Linked DNA regions of Mus musculus: region 1 is linked to region 2. A link is a contact called in ENCODE POLR2A ChIA-PET data. All regions are on one chromosome and are shown on one strand. The core of a region is the stretch at or near the end of the contact, and the rest is flanking DNA. Distances in the headings are between cores, read along the strand shown.

Evidence for each region. ChIA-PET counts read pairs that join two places held with the same protein, here RNA polymerase II (POLR2A).
Region 1: POLR2A ChIA-PET joins it to region 2 with 12 read pairs in Patski. The contact joins the promoter of Zbtb2 here to the enhancer-like site in region 2. POLR2A ChIA-PET finds 5 or more read pairs at or near these places in 2 of 5 experiments (Patski and embryonic stem cell).

The regions. Positions count from the first base shown.
Region 1 is chr10:4,384,383-4,390,148 of GRCm38, forward strand. It overlaps Zbtb2 (zinc finger and BTB domain containing 2), which reads right to left and starts at 3,726. Exons shown (of 3, transcript NM_001033466.3): 1 at 3,463-3,726.
Region 2 is chr10:4,109,921-4,115,709 of GRCm38, forward strand. The region is part of intron 26 of Mthfd1l (methylenetetrahydrofolate dehydrogenase (NADP+ dependent) 1-like); the gene reads left to right. Among named protein-coding and RNA genes, the nearest start is that of Gm25515, 8.5 kb to the left of the region's middle. Within about 2 kb of position 1,354, at least 2 of the 3 ENCODE cell types and tissues checked have a DNase peak (open chromatin) inside an H3K27ac peak, as active enhancers do.

The DNA of each region.
Region 1 (5,766 bases), core at 2,476-4,975, 280 kb after region 2:
GAAGGGCACTGGGGGTAGGGATGGAAGACCCAGGGACACTTCAATTGAAGTCCCCACTCTAAAGCTGATGCCAAGCTGTTTTCTTCACTGTCTACCTGTTCTAGGAATTCTCAGGCAGGAAAGCACCCCCACCTCCACAGGTGGGGGCAAGCCAGTAGGTACTTCAAATCATGGGTTGAAGGTGCCAGGCGTGGTGTCACACGCCTTTAATCCCAGCACTCGGGAGACAGAGGCAGGCGGATTTCTGAGTTCGAAGCCAGCCTGGTCTACAAAGTGAGTTCCAGGACAGCCAGGGCTATATAGAGAAACCCTGTCTCAAAAACAAACAAACAAAACCAAAACAAAAATCATGGGTTGAAAAGGCTCAGCTCCTGAGGGTGTGTTGCAATAAAGAGTTTTGTAGGGTTTTCTTGGTCCCTGTTCAGTTATTGTGAAGAGACACCATGACCAAGGCAGGCAACTCTCACAAGGGAAAGCATTTCATTGTGGGCTTGCTTACAGCTTCAGGTCTAGTCCATTATCATTAAGGCAGGCAGCTGTGGTACTAGAGGAGCAGAGAGCTACATCCTGATCTGCAGGCAGAGAGAGCCTGAGCCTGGCATGAACTTTTGAAACCTCAAAGCCCATCTCTGGTGACAGATTTACTCCAGCAAGGTCACACCTCTCAGTCCTAATTCTCACAGATAGTGTCACTCCCTGGTGACTAAGCATTCAAATAGATGAGTCTATCAAGACCATTCTACTCAAGCCGCCACAAAGGACTTGGGAAATGAAAAATCTGGAAGTCACTGTACAGTTATATAATTTTACATAAAAAACCTCTACCAGCCGTTGTTCTATGATTAAGACATGTTGGAGTACTTCGGTGGGAGTTTTGCCCCCATTTATAGACACATTCTTACAAGTGAGCAAGGAGGCAGGAACCAGGGGACAAAGGTCTCTAATGCCTACTAGTGCGTCTTTCTGTCACACTTTCCACCTGTTTTTTTAAAAAAAATACGATGTTTTCAACAATTGGCCAGTTCCTTAGCTAGGAAAAAACAAAAAACATGGAATCCCAAGTTTACTAAATGAGAAACAATGTCATGCTTAAAAGAATTTACAGGCTGGAGAGATGGCTCAGTGGTTAAGAACACTGAATGGTCTTCTGAAGGTCCTGAGTTCAAATCCCACAACCACATGGTGGCTCACAACTACCCGTAATGAGATCTGGTGCCCTCTTCTGGTGTGTTCGAAGACAGCTACAGTGTACTTATGTGTGATATTAAATAAATCTTTAAAAAATTTACATTCTTAAAAATTATCAAGGTCTCAAATATCCTGACCAAACTAAAGCTGTTACTATGAATGTCCCCACCCCCAAATTTGATTTTTTTTTCTGTTTGTAAGAAACCATAATAATGAGAATTAAAATGTCCTAGGGTTTTTTTCTTCTTTGAACAGGGTTTGTAGTCCTGAAACTCATTCTGTAGACAAAGCTGGCTTCGAACTCAGAGATCTGCCTGCCTCTAAGACTAACACACTTGCAAAATGTATTCTAATTTCATGACTCTCAGAATAAAATGTTAGTTGTACAAATGCCTTGGTCTGGTGGTCAGGGTCTATACCGACAGTGTCAACCACGAAGGACACACAGACCATTTAGACACATTGAGTTCATCCCTTCCGATAGCCTCAAATCCATTCTCTCTCTCTCTCTCTCTCTCTCTCTCTCTCTCTCTCTCTCTCTCTCTCTCTCTCTCTCTCTCTCTCTCTTTTTGAGACAGGGTTTCTCTGTGTAGCCCTGGCTGTCCTGGAACTCACTTTGTAGACCAGGCTGGCTTCGAACTCAGAAATACGCCTGCCCCTGCCTCCCAAGTGCTGGAATCAAAGGCGTGCGCCATCACGCCCGGCAAATCAATTCTCTTTATGCCATATTTTATTAAAACAATACACCCTGAAGATGAATAAAATCTAGGCGCTCGCGCTAAGTGGGCCAAAGGTATTGTATGATGATGGTGGGAAAGAACAATACTGACTGGGAGAGAGACTCCCCGAGGTGTGATTAAGTTGTTCGAGAAGTTGGGTGGGAAGTTCTCGCAGCAAATAGCCTGTCAGGCACAAGATTTTTTCCTCTTACTGCTCGGCTGCGGGATCTAATTTGCAGGAGTCTTTATAACCCACTACCAGCTAAAAGCAACAGAAAGCTTGCACCCTACACAGCTTTCAATTGTGCATGCACTCTGATCTGTGAACGAACGGTCTGGGAGCTTGTGCTTAACGCCTGCAGCAACCCAAACCCCTAACTCCCCGGCACAGACTCTCCCAGCCTGGCCCAACAGGCAGAGGAGGGCGCGACCGCTCCGGCTGCAGCCCTAGGCAGCGAAGACCCGCCCAGGAGGCCTTGGCCCCGCCCCGCAAGGGAGGGGGCGGAGCGGGCGGAGCGGCGTCCGGGTCCGCCCCAGGGGCCCAGGGGAGGGGGAGCAACGCACTCTGGTCGCGCCGCTCGCTCGCTCGCTCGCCCCTCCCTTAGGCCCCGCACGCTCGCGCCCGCGCCCGCGCCCGCGCGCCCGCGCCCCGAGTCCCGCGGCGCCCAACACAATGCCGACGCCTACGCCTCGCGCGCGCACCGCCCCGGCCGGCGCCACGGCCCCGGCGCCAGGGGCGTGGTGGAGGGGCGGGAGGGGGGAGGGGAGGGGAGCAGCGCGCGCGAGAGCCTCAGACAGCGCGAGACCCGAGGCCGGAAGCGCGCGTGCGCGCCCCCGCCCGCGAGCGGGAGGCGGAGCCGTAGCAGTAGCGACAGCAGCTGTAGGAGCCGCTGCAGCTGGGAGACGCGCCAGAGAGGCCGGGCCTGCTCCGGTCCGACCGGATCCCTCCCCTCCCCCTCCCTGCTGCCTCCCCTCCCCCAAACCCACTTCCGCAGCTCGCGGCCTGGCCGCCGAGGCGGCGAAGACAACAACCCCGGCGGGAGGCGACGGCCGAGTACGCACCTGATGGGCCCACCTGGCGGGGCTCCGGCGCGGGACCGCTCACCGGCAGCCGCCCGCTCCGGACGCCCTTGGCCGCGGCGGGCAGCAGACACCGGCGACTAGGACCGGAACGCGGAGCGCCCCCTCCCCTTGCGCCCGCCCTCTCGGCTTCCGTCCCCTCCCCCTCCTGCGAAGCCCCGGATGGAGCGGCCGCGACTCGCCGCCGCCCGGCTGCCTGGATGGTTTTGTCAGGCGGCTAGGGCCCCGGCGCCTGGCGCCGTCGCCGCCCCCGCCCCGCCGGGGCCGCCCCCGCCCCGGCGCCCCGCGCGCTAGGGCCCGCCGCCTGCCTTCGCCGGGAGCCCCGGGACCGGGAGTCATTCGTCGCCTTTGTTGCCACGGCCGCTGCCGGAACCGTTTGCGAGCTCCGGCGGCTCCCGCCCCTCCCTGCTGCTTCCCGGAGCCCGGGCCGGGGGCGGCACGTGGGCCCCGGGACGCGGTGGCGGTGCGCGCTTACCTGTCGCCGGTGCGGGCGGCCGCGGCGGGGCGTGAGAGGGGAGGCAGAGCCGGGCGGCCTGGCCTAACTGTCCCCGCCGCCGCCTCTGCCCCGCGTTGCTGCTGCTGCTGCTGCTTGCTGCTGCCGCCGCGGTCGGTGTCTCCGGCGCGGCGGCGGGCGGCGGCGGCGGGGCTTTTCCTGTCCGGTTACGTTAAGGTCACATGACCGAGAGAGCGGAGCGACTAGTGCAAAGCGGCTGAGAGCGGCTCCCGCCGGGGGGGAGAGGCGGCGAGAGAGCAGTGGCGGCAAGAGCCCCTCCGCCCCCCCAGCCGCTCCCCTCCCCCCTGCCCGCCCGCCTCCGCCTCCTGCTGCTCTGCCGCCGTCGCCGCCGCCGCCGCCGCTGCTGCCGCCGCCTGCAGCTCGGCGCTGCGGCTTCCACCCAGCCTGGGCTCGCGGCCCCAGCCAAAGTTCTGCAAGCCATGTGCAGCTGAGGCGAGGAAACTTCTCAGCGGCCGGGCCCGGAGGCTGGCGGCCCGGCCCCCTTGTTTACAGAGTGTTTAGGTAGGACCAGTCCTGCCGCTGCAGACGGTCTTTTCAGGGGTGCAGAGGGAGACGCATGCCCGTTCTCCTGTCAAGAGATGCTTGACATCTCTTGGCTCTCTCTGCCTTTGTCCTTGGACTGCTCCGGGTTAGCTATTCGTCCGAAGATACGGAGTTGGGCTGTTGTTGATCGGTGCTGGCTGAAAGTCATACAGAAGTAGCTATCGTTGCATGTCCTGTGTTGCGAGGTCGAGGTGCTTGCTGCGTTGCATAGGCGACTTGTAGGCTAAGCTGTTTCCGTTAGGATTGAGTGGGATACTTCCCTGCGCGTTAAGCTTTGTGGTGCTTTGCGCTGTGTGCATTTGGACAGGACGATACTCTGGTTGACTTTTGGTCTCTTGAGGATCTAGTGGAGTAGAGTCAAGAGTTGCCATCCTGTGGGGTGTGTTAAAGGGAGATTCTGAAACAGGTAACATGGCGGGGGAATTGGAATGCCCTGATTGAACCTTCTTAAGGGTTTAAAGTTGACCTTTTATGTTTCCCTTTTGCTAGAAGTTGTGCTTCAGGTAGTACAGTTTTATCCCTTTTGCGTGCTTGAGTTAGTGGTTTACTTTACATAGCTTAGATTTTACGCTTGTTTGTAAATAAGTGCTGGCAGCTAACACTTGGCTTGCCAGCACAGAAGTCTGTAAGGACCTTGATGCCAAACCCGTTTGGTTTTGAAAGTCAGACTCCTAGCACAATGCTGTACACTGACTGTGCGTCCTAGAAACCTCGAGTGAGTGTGCTTAGCAATCCAGTTGTATGTACACCTACTGATGACTAATTTCTTCGAGGATGTAAACATCTGTGTAGCTGTAGTGTTGCCCAGTGTGAGTAACAGATCCCGTGGATACCTGCCTTGAACTTTCCTAGCCTTTGATCAGCTAGATGAATGGCTTGTAGAGTGCTTAAACGTCTGCGTCCACAAACGAGTCCTGACCGTGACCTGCGAGTTCTAGGGCATTATCAGTAAAACAGCAGTGCTGTCCTTCACACTGGAATGCTCTATTTCCTTTAGAAAGAGACCAACATGAATGTGATTTGTTGTGTAGAGAGAGTCATGGTTAAGGTTTTTAGGTTCTTCGTTCTTTCAAGTTGAGATTGTGGAGTTCTTTGTGAAGGTGGTTTGATGGAAGGACGTCTTTGAGACAGAATGTCAAAAGCTATGCAACTCTTGGCTGCTTTGGAACTTGTCACAATTCTATTTCCTTTGGGATGCTGGGATTAGATTATAAGGGTGTACCACATACCATCTCTCTGAGTCTTAAGGAATAGTTTGTCAGCACTTTGTAACAGTTTCACAGAAACAACCTGGTGGTAAGCTCTTACTCTGGTTCTAAAGACTTGTGCTAAGAGCACATATCCCTGTTCCCTCAGGACCTGCTGGAGCAATATGTTGTCTAGAGCATCTTGGTCTCCATAGGAGCTGCTGCTCAGATTGGAACTGGGCTGTTTTGCTGCTAGCTAGTTTGAAGTCATAGGCCAGCCTGCTTGACTCACCAGATGTGCAGGGTATTTGGGTTTTTAGTCCCCATTGTGGCTTAGTAGCTTAAGGGGACTGTATGGGCTCCGTGTGTTTTCTCCTACCGTGTCTAAGTGGAAGCGTTCACATGGGAAGGCTAGGGAAGAGCAGCCCTTGCAGAGAAGGATCAGTTAGTGCAGGCCAGGACAATGCCAAGGACACTCCTTCCCTCTCTAGGAAGTCTGCTTGACACAGAGTCATGCCTGCCCCAAGTTGGATAG
Region 2 (5,789 bases), core at 104-2,603:
TGTTAATTAGTCCCGTGCTCTTCTTACACTCGGTGTTGGGGTGGAGACGGGGGCAAAGGACTTCTTTCTTCTCAAAGAGCTTTCCTAAGCAGTTACACATTTCCAAAACAGCATGGAGAGGTATCCAACCAAGCTTGAATTCTTAACAGATGTCCATTTGAAGTTGGCTTTTTCTGTGACTGTTTTTCTTTGATATCACATCGAGGCTTCGAACAAAGGACTCTGAAGGAATTTACAGTGGGAGTTCTTTCTAGGTGGCTTTCTTGGTGGCTGGTTGGTGGGTCTCCCTATACATCCCAGGCTAGTCTTGAGCTCACAGTTCCTCTGCCTTCTAAATGCTGCCGTTGTATGAGTTACTATGCCTAGACTGAATTCTTTTTTTTTTTTTTTTTTTGTTAAGTCAGGTTTATGACATACAGGGCTGGGTTTTTGGTTTTTGTTTTTGTTTTTGAGACAGGGTTTGTCTGTATAGCCTTGGCTGTCCTGGAACTCACTTTGTAGGCCAGGCTGGCCTCGAACCCAGAAATCTGCCTGCCTCTACCTCCTGAGTGCTGGGTTTAAAGGCGTGCACCACCACGTCTGGCAGGGCTGGAGGATTTTATGATAATCTTGACTGGAATCTTGGACTTTAACAATCTTACAATTCATCCAGAACAAATTAAGCCATCTAGTGGTATTTATGGGGTAGTTAGCACCATATAGGGTATCTCTAAGAGTTGCTGGGAATCTGTCTCAAAGACTCATGAGGAAGGCATACACTGAGGCAGGGACATCCGTGACACGCAGTGGCTGTCCATCTGGTTCCTTCTGTCTTCTAGTCCATTCCCTCGGCGACCTGCCTAAGGAGAATCCTTAAAAGATCCTAAAAGATGATTCTGTATGCATGTGCACACTCCTTTTTTATTCTCTCCTTGTGGGGAGGAGCCAAGGTGGACCTACCCCAAAGTGGAAGTCTCCGGGACAAACGATTAGAAGATCAGCTTCGTGCTGGGCTGTGGTGGCTTACGCCTTTAATCCCAGCACTAGGGAGGCAGAGGCAGGCAGATTTCTGGGTTCGAGGCCAGCCTGGTCTAAAAAGTGAGTTCCAGGACAGCCAAGGCTATACAGAGAAACCCTGTCTCAAAAGAAAAAAAAAAAAATCAGCTTCAACTTGCTATGGCTTTTGTCTCTCCTATGGGTGACCTGATCTGGCCACACCGTACCACTACCAGGTGCACCCCTGACATCATTGCCCTAGCTGGCCCCCAGAAAGCAGGAAGCTGCCAGAGCCAATGGGGGAATCAGTGACGTCATACCCAGATGACGCTGGGTGGAGATTTACTGGACCCGGTACAGGGGTTGCGGGGTAAACACAGCAAGCCCCGGCCTCACCCTCCAGAGGCATTGCCGGTTTGTTCTTTCTCACGTTCCGTTGAACTCCTTCTGTTTTCCCTCCTTGCTCTCTAAGTATGTACTGAATGTAGAGCTGCCTGCTGCGCTGATTCAGGTCAGCTTGCTGGGATGCATCCCCACCCGCCACCCCCTCCACTTCAGGATGCATGGTTAGCCAAGCGCTTTCTAAATTCCACTGCCCACCGGCGAAGGTGAAGTCATTCAGACCTTGTAGATTTCAATCGGAGGGACAGTTTGTGCCATTTTCCAGAGATAGACTTTTATTTACACAGTGAGAAAAGCAAACACTCCCCAAGCCGTGCTCTAAGTGAGACGTACAAACCATAGTAAAGCGGTGAACTCCACCAGCCCAGGTTGTCCATCGGGGGAGCTCACACACAATGTACTTCCTGCAAAATCACCTACACCCCTCTCCCTTGCTCTCCTGCCCCATAGTTCAGTGGAGAAACTCCCAGCCTGCTTCACAAAAGTTTCAACAAAACACGTTCCCCTCTGTGGTGCCCCTAGCTCCTGGCATCTGTAACACCCTGAGTTGGGAATGATGCAGCTCCGTGTGGCCTGTGGCCCCTGGCTGAGCCCTTGGCAGTTCCCTCCTCTTCCCTACCTTGTGACGTTTTGCTTCCCTATCTAACATCAGAGTTTCCTGCTTTCCCTCAGACATGGCCCTTACATCAGCAGCTTCCTCTTGACGTGGTGTACTGACAGGGGGTCCTCTGCCTGCATGGCAGCGTGCCTCCGTTCAGGGAAATCCCACGTTCTGCCCAGAAACAGAGGAGACCTTCCTGTCCATTCAGCATGCTATGTCCAAGGGAGAGGACGGTGACTGGTGTCCTCAGTTTCCAAAAACTATTGACCAACAAGAGGAGAAAGCGCTGTGTGACTCACCGGGCCAGTGCCTTTCTGCTACAAAAGGTCATCTGGGTCCCATCCCCTTGTTTCAATCTTTTCCTCCCTAGATGAAAGCCAAATTCTTCTCTGCATAAACCCAGAGTTAACTTAAATGAAAGCAGTCCCCATGTTACCTGTGTGTGGTGGCACATTCCACCACTTAAGGAGCAAGAGTGGGAGAGAATGGGAGTTCAAGGCCAACCTGGAATGTGGGGGAAATGGAAAGAGCGAGAGGGGAGAGATGATGCCTCCTGAGTGGCAGGCTTCTCTTTCTGTGATGGGTGGAATGCAGCCTTACACTTGCTCGCCCAGCCTTCTCCCATTGAGCTACAATCCCAGACTAGAGTTGAACCTTGTTCTTTTACTTTCTGCATATTTAGCCGCTCTCTGCCCAGCCTGCAATCAGCTTTATCAACTTATTGTTTTCTCTAGCGATTGATACGATCTGATTCCATTCTCTCCCACCTCCACGTTTGGCCTCCTTGTTTTCATTCCCGGGGGTTTTGGTTTGGATTTCAGGCATAGGAATGTTAGCAAAAATACACCCTTGTTCACTCGAGCGCCTGAGAGACACCCGTCAAGTCATCTTGTGCTTCCGGCATTTGTCATAGTCTGTCCCTCTTTATCACACTTCCTTACCCACGGGCTTTGCCAAGAATCCTATAATCAGAAGCAGGGGACATTTATGCAAATGAAATAAAATTAAAGCCAAAATGCTAATGTTGCAAAAAAAAAAAAAAAAAGTAATAGGCCACCCTCAGAGTCTGTCGGAGGGCTCAGTGGGAAGAATAAATGAGAAAGAAAAGATAAACTTGTAAGAAAATACCCTTTTGTAAAACTCAGACGGCAGTGTGCAGAGAAATTTAACTGATAGAATCTGGACTTCATAACCGTTTACAAGATAAACTGAGTATGTGTCTGCTAAATTAGCCAGCCACGAATACTGGGTTGAATGGGAATGGGAAATGCGCTAGACTGCTCTTGAGAGAATTGGTAGCGCTGCCTTCTCTGAGAATCGCTGAGCATTTAATTTGATGTAGGCTGGGAGTTTAAGGTGCTGAGCCCATTGTGACGTCAGCCTCCAGTGGAGACTGGGCACTCCCTCCCCAAGAATCAATTGTGGGCAGTAGTGTAGTACCCATGTCTGTCTGTACCTCCCAACATTCACCTTTCATTTTCCAAACATATCTGTTTCTCCACTGAACACAAAGCAACTGCAGCTCCCAAGCTTGCCCAGGATGAGATAGAGAGTGGGCAGGCTTGGGCGAGTGCCATGAGAATATACATGTTCTCTGAATGCTCCATTTCTCTGGCAAGCACACATCATTCCTGCCTCTCGCTGCACCCAGGTGAAGCACATTGCCTGTGCTTCCCTTGGGTAGCCTCTTAGTCGACCAGGTCATCGATGCAATGTCTCTTGTTAATCCAAGCCCCGCTCCCCCTGTACATCTCTTGGTTTCAGCTCTGTGTGCCTTGCTGCAGTGAGACACTCCACGTAGAACAGCAACTTGACTGCTAGCTACTGAGAATAAGCTCACAGCAGATGAGGGAGCCTTTAGGAGTCTTCTGCCATTATGAATTCACCAGCACTACAGTTCTCAAAACCGTCTATAATAGTCTTCTAAAGAGTTAGGAGTACAGCCTCAGAGGCTCACAAATCCTGTCTGACCTGGTAGTCCTCATCCAGCTAAGTGTTGCCATAAAACCAGGTCCTGACACATCAACCTTACTGATGTGTTCAGACAGGGAGTTACATATCGAATATCCCACTATAGAGGAAGAAACAGAATGAAGTATGTTGTCATCCTGTTTCCAAAATAAACTCTATGACCAGCTATAAGAACGTTCATGACGAGTTCAAAACCAGGGAACACCAAGTACAACTCCATCCCGTAACTCCGTTTTGATACTCTCTACCTATAGATCTTGTTAGATGCTATAGGCTAAGGCTCAGCCACTTGTGACTGGGCTACCCATCCTTCTGAATGACTGGCTCACTGAAAACCATGGTTCTTACTATCCTCTTCCCGGCTTCACTTAATCTGCCTGGATGACTTAGAACTAGGGGTCATGGCTGACTGCTTTGTTCTGGTTGCTGTGAATGAGACGGGTGAAGAAGAGATAAGTCAGGTGCTGTCTGGAGCGTCCTGGCTGCTAGATCTTCTGCCCCCGTGGTATTCACCACACTCAAAGCCATCAGAGTTTCTTCCAGAGGGTTTGTAATCAATCCCACCCTGCCTTTCCTGGAGATAAGTGGGTGGATGGGCTGGAGGTTCCAGTCTTGCTCCCCTCCTTTCCAGTGATGGGGACCAACTCATGCAAATATTCTACAAACTAGCTCCACCCCAGCCTTCCAGTCCTCTCAGAAGTATTTCCTGAGCAGGCCCATGTCAGCCCATGTTCCAGAAAGTCTCTCCCTACTAGAGCGATTGTAAATAAAGAGAAGGGTGGAAGAGATGGGAGCCCTTTGACTCAAATCTGTCTCCTCTGAGATGTTGTTTAGAGACATTTATGGCAGAAGAATCAGAGTGTGTGGCCTGGAGAGATAGCTCAGTGGTTAAGAGCACTGGCTGTTCTTCCTGAGGACCCGGGTTTGATTCCCAGCAACCACATGGCAGCTCACAACTGCCTGTAAGTCCAAGAACTGACATTATCATATAGACATGTATGCAAGCAAAACACATAACATAAAGATAAATTAATTTAAAAATAGAAATAAAAAAGAATCCTAGTGTGCTGAGACATGGAGAATGGTGGTCAGAGGGAGGAAGAGGTGAGGAACCCAACTCTAAATGGTGCATTAGCATCTCTGCTGAAGAAGTTTGCCCTCTGGTATCAATAAGTTAGCCATGGAGCACTTTTACAGGACCAGTAAGGGTGTGGGGGACAGTGTTTCAGCCAGTAATGAGCTTGACAAGGCTTGCTGAAGATCAGTGTTACCAAGATAAGTGTGCATGAAGACTGTCGTTACCTATGGCATCGTTACCTGGGCCCACTACGATTGTCCTGGCATTTTAAATGTAGAGAAGTGATTTTCATTTCCTGAGTTTTAACTAGAAAGAGAGGATGTCTCAGGCTTCTTACAAGAGAAAAAAAAATGTCAATTTTCTTGGAGAGTTGGATCCATAGCATTTGATTTTCCTTATGACCAGATCCTTCCTATACCTATGACCCCAATATAGTTGCTTTGTTAACGTGAAAGCAGGCATTAATGGAAGGACCTTATAGGAATATTTTAACTAAAAAAAAAAAAAAAATGTTCCTGTCACCCTGGAAATTCCACGGGTTTTAGGAACCCTCAGGACTACAACTGAGGATAGCCACCAAATATGTGTAAACTTTCACATTTCCATGGGTGGAAGATACGGGTTGGGGGTGGAGGTAGGTGTGGGGGAGGATCCAACACCATTTCATAGACAACTTAAGCATCTATGGATTTTGGTATCCACAAGTAGGGATCCAGTAATGTTAGATGATGTGTTTATAAAAAGATAAAGAGAGGGGGGATA